2 separate regions of the Mus musculus genome follow, and region 1 is linked to region 2. The links are chromatin contacts, found by Hi-C or POLR2A ChIA-PET in ENCODE. All regions are on one chromosome and are shown on one strand. Each heading gives the region's core, a stretch centred on a gene start or an enhancer-like site at or near the end of the contact. The rest is flanking DNA. Distances are from core to core; before and after follow the strand shown.

What was found. Hi-C counts contacts between places; a loop is a spot of excess contacts on that map. ChIA-PET counts read pairs that join two places held with the same protein, here RNA polymerase II (POLR2A).
Region 1: a loop to region 2 is called in a map of heart, with 7 times the contacts of the local background. The contact joins the promoter of Tsc22d2 here to the enhancer-like site in region 2. A Hi-C loop is called at or near these places in 8 of 37 maps with a recorded cell type or tissue (Patski, adrenal gland, gastrocnemius and 1 more). POLR2A ChIA-PET finds 5 or more read pairs at or near these places in 2 of 5 experiments (Patski and embryonic stem cell).

Annotation. Positions count from the first base shown.
Region 1 is chr3:58,412,288-58,418,649 of GRCm38, reverse strand. It overlaps Tsc22d2 (TSC22 domain family, member 2), which reads right to left and starts at 3,930. Exons shown (of 4, transcript NM_001081229.2): 1 at 1,037-3,930. The coding sequence starts at 2,961.
Region 2 is chr3:58,368,621-58,374,879 of GRCm38, reverse strand. No RefSeq gene overlaps it. Among named protein-coding and RNA genes, the nearest start is that of Tsc22d2, 43 kb to the left of the region's middle. Within about 2 kb of position 2,364, at least 1 of the 3 ENCODE cell types and tissues checked has a DNase peak (open chromatin) inside an H3K27ac peak, as active enhancers do; it is heart, where a contact is called at or near this core.

The DNA of each region.
Region 1 (6,362 bases), core at 2,681-5,180, 42 kb before region 2:
TCATGGTAGTCTTCTACATAACTAACGATTCTAGATCATACCAAATTCTGACCCTTTTAGCTCCTAAAATTAACCTCTCTCAAAAACATACAATGTAAGAAGATACCCAACTCTTTCCCTGTAATTTTTAATGTAGTGTTAAACTGCAATTAAGTTTTTAACAAGGTTGGAATTATGTAATGTCAAAGGTCTATGTGACAGCTCCTAAAGAACAAACCAAAAAACCCCCTACAATTCCTAAGTAGGCCACAACCAAACACCACCACTATTGAATAGTGTAGTAATACACTAATTTTTACCTAAACTATTAAAAAAGCAATCCTTACACTCTAGGTAGAGGGAGTTGGTTACAGACATTTCAAAACTCTAGTTTTTACTACTGTTTAAGCATTCCACACCTCCCTTTCCTACACTAAAGACTGATAGGAGAACATCCATTTTCCCAGTACTTTTTCTTTGCTTTTTTTCCTCTTTTGCTTAAACAAAAATATTATCTTTGAAAAGTTACTGGGAATTCTCACGACCCCCTTCTATAGACTCACTTAGGGATAGTCAAAGCTAGACTTCACATTTTATCATTCTCTCCAGTCTTCCAAATTCACTGATGGAGACTGCTTCTATTCCATCACTTCCCTGCCCCCAGGAAAAGGCTTTCTGGTTTTCAGTCTTACCAACTCAGGCAAAACTCTACCATAAACATTAAAAAGTAATTTACTACCTTAGAAAGGGACCCTCTTTCTTACTGAAGGGGGGGGGGGCAATACCAGCTCTCATCTTCAAACTATTAAGCTGAAATACATCAATCATGTTGAATCACTATCCATTTAATTGCTTAAAAAGAAAACAAAAACAAAACAACAACAACAAAAATCCCGTGACTTTTGTCTCCTTACTTCAAAACTTTGAATTGATTTTTACCAAATTTAAGTTTTAAAAATAAAGACCCTAAGTGGAAACAAACTCCCCAAACTGCATCTTAAGATATTTGGGGCAAGCAACTCTATCAGATATTCAAAATTTAAAAAAATGTACATACCTGTCTTCATCACCATCAACAGGAATAGCTATGCTGAATACAGAGGTGGCCAGACTGTTCATAGGTGTTAACTGAAGAGGGTTTGTCAGGGCATCTGCAACTGGAGGCTTCACAACAGGCTTACTTTCAGCAATGAGAGAAAGTGGTGCTTGAGGTAGGGGTTCTGATTTTCTTCTAGTATCGTCAACTTGCCCGACTAAAGGCTGGGTCTGAGTCTGAAACTGGCTTAGGTCAGACTGTGGTAGACTTGTTGGTGCACTGTGTGTGCCTTGAGCTAAGGGTGAACCAACTTGCTGGATGACGCTGCTGCTCCGGCTGACTGGCGTATGGCTGCTCAGCTGCTGAGACTGGCCCAGAGGCGCGGGTACATTTGGCATAGTAACAGAAGTGGTGGGCACACTAGGCACGCTTGGAACGGGTACCGCTGCAGGCACGTTTGGAACTCCGGGCACCACGGTGTGAGGACCACCAGGCACGGCTGGCAGCTGACCACTGCCACCCATCTGCTGCGGAGGCTGCACGGGCTGGGGCTGCCCAACCCCAGTAAGCCCGGAGCCTGGCTGCACCACGCCTCCTAGAGCAGCTGGGGCCACTCCGGCCGGCTGACAAGGAGCGGCCTGGCCTACAGGAACCGGACCCGGGGCCACAGCTTCACTGGGCTGGGCGGAGGCGCCCATCATCTGGGCACCCAAGGAGGAGACGCTCTGGCCAGACCCCAGAGGAAAGCTGGCCGCGGAAGCAGAGGTGGCGCTAGCGCTGGTAGACAAGGGCTGCGCAGGGCTTGGCGGCTGCAGGGCCACGTGCGGCGGCAGGTACTCACTCTGGCCGGATGGCTGCATCGGCAACAAATGCCCGGGTGGTATCTGAGGCTGGGGATAGGCGAACTGCTGTGACAACGAGGAGCCGCCGGCCGGGCCGGGCTGAGCTGCCAGGGCCACAGGCTGCGCCAGGTTGACATTCGGCGGCGGCGGCAGCCCCTGACCGACAGGCCCGGGGAGGGCGCCTCCGGCCACGGCTCCCTGGAGCTGGGTTGGCTGAACGGCTGCTGTCATTGGCTGCGGCCCGGTCGCCGCTCCCGGGAACGGCGGCAGCGACGCCGAACTTGGAGCCACAGCCCCACCTACGGGCGGTGGAGGCTGCGGCTGCCCGACGCTGAAACTCTGCGGCTGGGCGAGAGTGGGCTGGCTCATTTTCTCCGACGGGGGTAGCTGTGACACAGCAGTCAAGGAGCTGTCAGTTCCCGAGTCCAGCCCGTGCGCCCCCTGCATGGAGGCCACCACCACCACCACCGACCCTCCGGTGGCTCCCAGGCCGCTGTCCCGCTCCGCAGTCTGCTCCAAAGTATTGCTGTGTCTAATGCAATCCCCGGACCTGGTGAGGACGCTGCTATCCGAATCCCGCTCGTAGTATTCCATACACGTCCATCGGCCGCGCCGGTACGGCTCCCCGCTCCCGTGGTCTAGTTTGATCACGCGGAAACGCGAACTACAAGTGGCAGGGGGCTGAGATGGAGTTGCACTACTCGGCCCAGGAGTGGACACCGAAGCGGCGGCCGCCGCCAGGGTCTGGGCGAGTGCCCCCGCCACGCTCCGGGCCGACACGCCACCGCCGCCTCCGTTGGCGGGCGCAGCTGAAGCGGCTGCCAGCTGCCCATCCAGGATGAGGTTCGGGGACACGGTCCCGGGAGTTTCCGCATCCCCGACATTGTTGAGCGTCTCTTCCGAGGAGCTACGCTCGCACACCTCCTCCGGGCCGTAATCCGTGGCCCGGGAAACGTCGAAGATCTCGGAGGACACGTCCTCCGTGCGCGACTCGTCCGGGTCGTCCAGGCTCTCGGTGTCCTCGGTGATGCTGGTGGCCACCTGAGCCGTGGTGACACTGGTGATCTGGAAGCAGCTCTTCTTCTTGGCCGGCATCTTGGACATGGTGGAAGAGGCTGGAGGGCAGAGGCTCCTCTGGGACCCCACCGGAAACCGAGAAGGGCCGAGCACGGGCCCCCAAAGACAAAGTCCGAGTTCGCGCCTGGGTCTACGGCCCACGCCGCCAAGTCACGGGCTGCTCTGGGCGCCGGCGTCTCGGCGCGACATCCTCCTCCTCCCTCCTCACCTCCCGCGGCAGGGGTGCCTCAATTCAACTCCTCAGCGACGGCCCGAGCGTGGTCCAGGGGCGGGCCGGCTGCTCCAACAGCTCAGCCTCCGCGGTCAGTCCAGCCCGGCGCTCGGCGCGGTCAGCAGGCCCGGCTGGGGGTGGAGCGCAGGGCGCAGGAGGCGGCGGCGGCGGCGTGAGGGGCGGTTCTGCCCCGCTCGGGCTCTCCTGGCCGGGTCCCGCGGCTGCTCCCGCGCGGCGACGCGGAGGAAGAAGGCGGAGCGGCGAGGCCGGGACCGGCGCTTCCTGACGGACGGGGCTGGAGGTCCGCGGCGGGAGGCAGCCCTCCGTCCCGGGCTCTAGCCCGAGCGCAGTCCGGGGGCCATGCCGGCGGTGGCGGCGGAAGCCCGCTCGGGGGCGGGGAAGGCCGGCAGTCTGGCCTCCCTCAGGGAGCCACCCGCGGCGGCGGCGGGCCCGGCCTCCTCGCGGCTCTGAGGCGCGTGAGGGGCGGCGGCGGCGGCTGAAGGAACGGCAAGCGAGCGGAGGTGCTCGGCGGCGTGAGGGGAACCGGTGGCGGCGCCTTCCGCTTCTCCGCGGCGCGGCCGGCTCGGAGACTCCGGAGGGAAAAAACAAAACAAAACAAAACAGAAATTCAAACTGCTGAAGCAGCGGCTGCAGCTCCCTCCACTCGGCCAAGATGGGGCTGAAATGGCCGCGCCAGGGATGCTGGGAGGAGCAGCAGCCCCGCAGCCGCTGCCGCCGCAGACTAAAATGCCGCCGCTGCCGCAGCCACCGCCAGCGCCGCAGCCGCCGCCGTTCCGTGACGCGCCGGCGTCGTGACGTCACCGCCCCGCCCCCTCCGGTTTCCTGCGGCTTCGCGTGGAGGCTTGAGGGGGGTTCGTGGGCGGGGCCAAGGGGGTAGAGAAAAGGGAGCGGGTTCTTTTATTTAAAAAATTTTTAAATTTAAATTTCCACACTGCAGGTTCACTAGGAGAGGAAAAGCCAGAAGACGGTTTTAATTTGTAAGCCTGGGGCATCGCATGGTTTAGGGCCGGCGTGTGGCGATCCTGGATGACTGGAGGTCATGTGCTCGGTCTAATGTTTAGCATAGTCTTAGAGGAACCTGGGCGATAGGGGAAAAAAGTAGGGCGATCCAGCTGCCGAAGAGGTGCATAGCTGGAGAAAGCGAACCGGGTTAAAAGTCCTGAAAATATATGTTAACTAGGATAGTGGGAGAAGTGAGATTTAAGAGAAACGAGGGTGACTAACACAGAACATCAAGCCAGACTGAGTTAGAAAGATGATCTTTCAGACAGAAATTCTGTCTATAAAAAGCGGCGGCGACAGGGATGGTTACTTGCCCAAAGTAAAGTCGGTTTCGAAAAAGATTAGGAGTTAATAACATATTCCAAATTTTCACTTGTTGTGGTTCAAGGCTGGAAGAGTTCATTTAAACTTTCGAGACGTTGAACATGAAATCTGCTTATAGGTTCCAACGTTGAAAAGCCTACAGTGTTAAATAAGTGTAGCTCTTTTGATTGTTCTAAGGCTCCTGTTAGAGCCATGTTGTTCTTTGGTTTGCTTTGGATCATGCACAGTAAGAGAATACCTTTTTCTTCCACTACTAAGTCAGACAGCAGCTCTGAAAGTGCCACTGAATTTTTCCATCTTGTAGCTACTTCCCAATCAAAATCGAGTCTTGTTGTTATGAGACCTCTTGTAGCCCAGGCTACTTACTTAAACCAAAGTGGCCTTGAACTTGTAGTGAGCTTCCTGCCTCTGCCTCCCAAGTGCTGGCAAGTGTCTCCACATTGGGAGAGTGAGGATGTTATTTTAAACACCGACCACTCTTGAACTCTTGACACATGAAAACAACTCTAAGTTAGCTAAAATCTGAGAAGTTTTGCTGGAAATTAAGATGTCAGATTTGTTGCAGCTTTTAGAGATCATATCAGGCTGACTCGTTTAAAGTAGTTTACTCAGTTCTCTAATCTTTAAAGAACTCTTTGATCCAAAAACGGATTGAAAATTAAAATTTACACAACACTTTCTAGGTATTTAGCTGTAATGTATGGAGATAGATATTTTAAACTCAATAGAAACTGTCCTTCAAACCCAAGTGACAGAGGTCAGTATATAAACCAATACCTCACAGTAACATCCCTGCTTCTTGAGGGGGGCAGAAGAAAAAAGAAAATAAGTGTTACATGCTGGTGTTATTGTGGCCGAGATAGCTGAGGGAATGCTTCATTTCTAAATCTATAATTTCAGTAATTTCTCAAGACAGTACGTAGAAATAATTGGCTTGTTAATCCAATGTGAATTTATAAGAGATTATTTTAATGCTGATGTTAAAATTAATTATCAGTGGGTATTGTTGACCATAGGAGTTTCAGAAAAATAAAAACCACATGCTTGATCGTGACATTACATTATCTTATTAAATTTCCTTTTCTGATTATTAGGGTGGTATTCTTCAGCCACACGTTAAAGGGGGAAGAGTAATCTGTAAGTGTTCATTCTTTTTGGTTTTTTTTTTTTTTTTTTTGTTTTTTCGGGACAGGGTTTCTCTGTATAGCCCTGGCTGTCCTGGAACTCACTTTGTAGACCAGGCAGGCCTCGAACTCAGAGATCCACCTGCCTCTGCCTCCCAAGTGCTGGGATTAAAGGCGTGCGCCACCACGCCCGGCTGTAAGTGTTCATTCTAACAACAGGTGGAATCTACCATGACATGAAAGTAAACATAAAACTAATTTGAAGAAATGGGAACAACATTTCTGCTACAAAGGGAGTAGAAAATGTTAACAAGACATTTTAGGATTATAAAGTTTGAATATTTAGATGTTTCGTGAAATGTGTGTATGTGTTTAACTGTTTTCTTGAAAATAGCATTTTCCAAACATTTAAAGATCCTACTTTTGTATATTTTCCCTTTAAAAAAAATGTAGAACTCGTGAAGTTGAGACAGATGGATCACTTGAGCCCGGGAAGTTCAGGCCAGTCACCTCTCCACCTCATTGATACCCTGTTTCTTAATAAGCAAGCAAACCCTAGGTAAAAAAAAAAAAAAAAAAAAAAAAAAAAAAAAAAAAAAGGAAAAGAAAAATGAAGAGAATTTTATACTTTAGACTGTTGGGGAGAAATGAAAAGAATTCTAGATATAGGAAGTTTGAAATCTATGTACAAAGGAAAAACGAAACTATTCCCAAACTACAAAATGTATATAATTTATATAGTTGTT
Region 2 (6,259 bases), core at 1,115-3,614:
CTTTTCAAAATAGATTTTACTGGCAGGAAAAATGTGTTGCTGAGAAACTTACATGTTTCTTTCTTCATCATAAAAACAGAAATTGTACTGATTGTGACTCTGAAGTTCTTCCTCCCAGGGCAGAAAGCTCAGAGTCAAGGCTGACGCTAAATCAGAGAAATTCTGTTTGTCTTGATATTTGAATGCTTACTCTTTCCTAGGACTGGTTTCTGTTTCTATTTTACTACCATCATCCTTGTGTTTGTATCCAGAAAGACATTTTTTTTTCTCAATTTTTTTTTAATGTTTGAAAATGAAAGCAAACATCTATTTTGTTGAATGACTTAATGTAGAAAGGAGACATGATGCCGGTGACAGGTGTGAGGAGCACTGGAGTCCACCGTGAAACAGGTGCAGTGTGGTCAGCTGGGTAGTGGGTAGCAGTATGGAATTTACAAAGACACAGACTCAACCCCTAACTTGCTCCCTGGCCGTGGGATCTCTCAGACTCTGGGCTGTGCCAGAGGCCAAGATAAGGAAGGCTTCACTTTCTGGACTAGACCTTCGTGAAGGACCACCACGGTCCTGTGATGTGGATGAGGACTATGTGTGGGTCAGTGGTCCTGATGGGGCCAGGGACCAGGGGCCAGGGGCCAGGTGGTGGCCTGTCTCACATCTAATGCTCTGTGGCTATCTGGTCTGTGCCATGCCCTGGGGCCGTGCTTGGTGTGTGCTACCCACCTGAAGCTGTGGTGCTGTCTGGGGCCAAGTCTGGCTCCAGGGACCTGCTGCAGACTGAAGCCATGTTGATATACACCGTCTAGGCTGCCTCCAAGAACTTTGCCTAGGGCCATGGTCCTACTGTACCAGGGCCCGTATTCATGGTCGGTGCTGTTGCCAGAAACCATGGGGAAAAGTCCTTAGTCCAAGCTCCAGGTGACTATAAAGAGCAGGAAAGCTACTTTGTGATGTCGATAACTGCTGATGCCCAACTGAGAAAGAGGGACTTGGAAGGCTTCTGTAATAATCCCTCCCGATGTCTCGATGTAGCAGCCTAATTAGGAACCATCGAAAGAGAACTCTTAAAAATTCACAACTGATGGCTTCTGGAGGAGGGCACAGATGAGAAACTCAATTTTCTTTAGGGGGCAGGCCACTGGGAGTTTAACTATGCTCCAGTTAGTATATGAGCCATACAAATTGGACTTGTTGTTGTTGGAGGAGGAGAAAAGGAGGAAGAGGGCATGGAAGGACTGGGAAGTGAGAGCAATCAGGGTGTACAAAGTGAAATTCTTAAGGAATCAATAAAAACACTATTTTGAAAACAATTATTGACTCCCAACAGAAATGCATTTCCTCTGTCACATTGCTCTAAACGTTTCTAAGGCTTTGCTCTCAGTTAGTCTTCATAGTTTATAAATTCTTCGGTCATCTGCTGGACTAAGCTTTGAGTAGCCTGCTCTAGGATAATCTGCCTTGATAAACCCCTCTGCTCCTTCCAGCTCACATTCGCAGCTTCTGCTAAGTGCCTGCTTTTGAGTCAGTCACCCTATTACTTTACGCTGTGGACTCCTTCGGGGGCATGTGTGGGAGTCTTTTTAGTCTTTCAGTGCCCAGCACCTACCACAATGCCAGGTAAGGATTTATGTTGTATTAAGTTTTAGGAGGGAAGGATGGTGAAGAGTTTCCTTCCTTTTGTGCTTTTCAGGGTTGGTTAGTTAAACACACACACACACACACACACACACACACACACACATCAGAAATGAGAAAAATGTAAGCATTGTTTTAACAACTGATACTGTAGAACAAGTTGATACCTACCTCCTGTGGCCAGTGACAGAGGTCAGTTTGTGTGAGCAAAAGAAACGAGGCTTGGCAGCTCCTGCTCTCACGGAGCAGGGCACAGGCTCCTCCTCTTCCCACTGTCTTTCGACTGGTAAGATCGTCAAGAGTTTAAAATGACTAATTTTAAGAGACGGGCAAAGTAATTTTGTATAAATGTTCTGTTGAAAATTAAGGCTAGAAAGTGCTGTCTTTCCTACAGCTGTTCCTTTCTAAGGCCTGGTGTTCCTGGAATGTTCAATGGTCACCTCGATGGCATGATTCAGACACTGCAGTAACTGAATATGATCATTTAGAGCATAAGGCACGGGCCCTGACTTTTCTGTTCTGACAGTGGTGCTGTTTGCACAGTTGGTTAATCACAGCTCGAAAGTGACTTATCGGTGATGTGTAATATGACTAAGTGAGCGGCTAAGCAGTTTCATTGTGATCCTGCAGTCACTGGAATTCCTGTCACCTTTCCAACAGTTAAGTCATTTTGCATAACAGCAGGGTGACATCACTGAGTTGCCAGATTATTGGCTGAAGACAAGAGGGAGGGTGGGGGTGAGAATGCTTCCTGGGCTGTAAAGCTTTCCCAGACCTAAATGAGTGGCTTATGCTGTTTCTGCAGTACACTCTGGAGCTTCGGAGTGTCCTACTGCCCAGGCTGAAGCCCAGGAGGGGAGTGAGCAATGTGTCTAACTGTAAAAGTCTCTTCCCTCCACAGGGCTGGCCCTTAAGATGAAGGGCCAGAGAAAGGAGACAATGACAATGTTGTTGTCTCTCTCTGGAAGGACTGATTTATAAGACGCAGTTCACTGTCTGCTTTACACGTCCACACTGAAGAAACAGTCAGCTGGGGCCCAGTTGCAAACCGCTTATGGCTGAAAGCCTGACTTATTTCCAGGGGAAATGGTAGTCTAGATTAGTCATCAGAGAACACTCAAACTTCCAATTTATTTAACTGCTTAAAATCTCATGCTCTAAAACTACTGATAGAAATGCCCCCTAAACTAGAGATAGGAGGGCAACTTATGATGATAATGTCCAATAATCATTATTTACTGTGTGCCAGTGTTGTAAGGAATGAGCATATACCAGTGGGTTTAGTCCAACAAAACAGCCACTACTGATGTCTCTAAGCTACTGAGAAGGGAATGGAGATGCTAAGATCTCACAATCAAGGAAGACTGAGGGCAGAGAGCTCAGTAGCAGCTCACCAGTCTTAGCTGTTGCCTCCCGTTGCCTTATTGTGATAACGACAATTCCACTTACTGCTCCTCCGTCCACTGAATGCTTGTAATGTAACCAGCTCTGAACAAGAGCCATGCCATCCCTTCATTAACCCTGCCCGTGAAATGATCCTTATCATCCCTGTATGGGAGATCGGGAACCTGGGATGGGAAAGTTCTGCCACACAGAGGCAGATGTCGAGGTGTGGTGCCATCCCTGCCTGGCTCTACATTCCATGCATTTAACACAGTGCTGTACTGTTTCAATAGCTGCTGTTTGTTGAGCAACAACTAACGTGTGAACCAGATCGTAGGTATTACTGGCTAGGTTTATAGGTTTATAGGGGCAGAAAACTAAAGTTGTAAGGGGTCAGGCAGTTTGTCAACTTCTGAGTGGCAAAGTCATACCCTCCCTCCTCTTCACCTCCCTCGGATCTAGAGCTGTACTGCAGGTCTCATGCCACAGGACAATAGGGAAGTCGAGGGAAGGGATGGTTTCTCAAGGGACTCTGAGATAGTCTGAAGATCTCTCAAGGAGTGGAGGCTGGTAAGAAATGGCCTAGAAACCACCTAGGGTGGTGCTCTGACTAAGAATGTAAATCTAGATGCCCCGAAGCTCCTTCTCTATTTGATGAGTCTGTGATCTGCTGGGTATGGGCAGACACCTCTCTCACTTCAATTCTTTTTCTTTTCTTACTGGACTCAGCATTTTGAAACAGCACTGCCTCATTCTTCATTTAGCCCAGAGCTTAGAGTCCCCTCAGTTCTCTTGCCTTGTAAGGGTTTTCTCCCTGCCCCTAGCGCAGCTCTTGCTCCGTAGCACATATTCAGTTCTCTGGAATGCAGCCACACATAAGCATGACACATATTTTCAGGAGGCTCTAGAAATGCATCTGGTAAGTGGATTTAATTTTGTTAAAGGGGAAAACATATAGGCACTAGGCTATGTAACCTACTAGTTTCATGGAAGGCACCCCTGCCTTTAAAATGCAACAGTTTACAAACACTGAAACCAATAATAAGCACAAGGCAAGCACACGAAGAAACCAACAGGTTGAATACTTCAGAAACATTTCAGAGTTTTCAAAAAGCAAGAGCCTGGGGTAAGTTGAAACTCTTACTCTATTAAACAAAAATTAAACACTACCCTTTAATAATTTAAAGAACATTTATTTTGGAGAAGAAGAGAGTGAAAGTTATGTATGACATATCTTAGTCAATACCATACAGTGAAAAGACTGTAAGATATGGCTGTTCAAACAGGGAAGCAAGTCCTCTATAGGGAACCTTCTGGAAGGAGGAAAGACTTGGCTAGAACTAGAAAGACTGGTGGAATTTTAAGGGTTGACATAGAGGTTAGAGAAAGGACAGTCCACACAGGGAACTAGCATGTGATTAAGAGATAAGACCATGTAGTCATGAATCTTGCTCCAGGGAACACAGTTCTTATGAAATATGAGACTCTTCTATAAAAATCCACAGGGATAATCAAGGATTTGTATTACTTTTAATATGAGAGAATAGAATGTAGAGGAAAAGTATAAGTCTCAGAATTAAAAAGGGGGACGTCACAATTACTGCTCTACTACCAGCCGGCATGCGTGGGTTCATGAATGGCCCTTTAACAGAGGTACACTCACCCATGTGGATCAACCAATGGCTCTGGATGCAAAGCTAAAGCTCATCTGAAGCTCACTGTCCCAACTCAGTGGGCAGGAAGCCACGGATGTCATCTGGTCTTCCCAACTCTAAGTTTATATTCCTGAATGAAGAAAAGATTCAAAGTGGACGAGTTTACTCACACTGTTTGTGATCCTAATCAGTGTCTAGAGAGATTTTTATAGCCAAGACCTCCTTAAGATAAATGAGTCCTCTTTGTTTTTTTGATCATTAAGTGCTTTGGGATGTGGTCTGAAGAAGTTCACTTCATTTATTCAGACATTGAGGGAGTTCCTAGGGTGTGGTAGTCTGTCTTCAACTTAGACCCGGATGATCTGTGTTTCCTGCTGTGCCTGTCCTGTGTACTAACCAAATATGGTAAACATAACTGCATGTCATTTCATAGATATGTTTTAACTGACGCTGGGGCTCATTTTGGAAGAAGAACCAAGGTCTGCTAACAGTTGGAGTGGAAGGGAAGGTTTCGATCAACAGTTATATGAGTTAGATGTCTTGGAAGGAGAAGCAACAGCCCCAAACATGCCTCTTTGTGACTGTAGTCCTGGTTCTTCCCTCCACTGACCTTTGTCAGGACTGCTGACTAACTCTAGGTCCTTCTGCACAGGAGGCCAGTGCTACAGCCTTTAGCACTTGACATTTTGACTTGCACTTAGGAAAGACCCTGAGTCACAACTCAGCTAAGGTGCATTCATGACACTAAGAAATGGTGCATAAAAATAAAGTCACGTTGCTTTAGGCTACTAATAGTTAGGTATTTTATTTTCTAGAAATTAATGATAGACTCATCGTTTGTTAGTTCTTGTGTCAAGAACTCAGAATTAGGTTTTGCTCCCTAGAAACTAACAGTACAAAGGAGAGCAAAGATATAAACAAATACCCCAAATGGAGATGTGGCTGCACCTAATTATAGCACACTACAACAGGGATTTTCTGTGTAGAAAAAAAATCTCTGTTCTAGGGAGCTGAAAGTGTAGCGATGAGTTCTACTTGGAGAGAGTGGAGATCTGAGAAAAGCTTTACAAACAGATGTCTAGAGATCAGTGCCTGAGAAAGATCAAAACATCTCTAGGTAAAAGAGCATATTCTAAGGCCTACAGGTAAGAGTCACCGAGTGACTGAAGATGTTCTCATTTCCATGCAGATGCCGTCAGGGATTCATGTAAGGATTTCCTGTCAGGAAGGATAAATTTAGCCTAACAGGTAAAATGACACAGGTAACTTTTAGGTATGAGCTCAACAGTCAGATAGACATTAAAGAGCAGGTATATGCTATGTTACAAGTGTGTGTTCACTCAGAGAACCTGGTACAGCCATTGGGAAGAGATGGAGGCCACAGACAAAACTGCTGTACTTCTGTTCAGTAGCTTTCTGTGTTAGAGACATGTGAGCTTTAGAAACTGTCTCTATCACTTATTAATACTTTCATTCTCTAAGTTTCCATTTAAAAATAATTTAGATGTATCAACAATTACAAAAGAAAGCCTCAGGGATATAGCCCAGAAGAAGAACACTGGGCCTTATGGGCTAAACAAAAGCCAAAG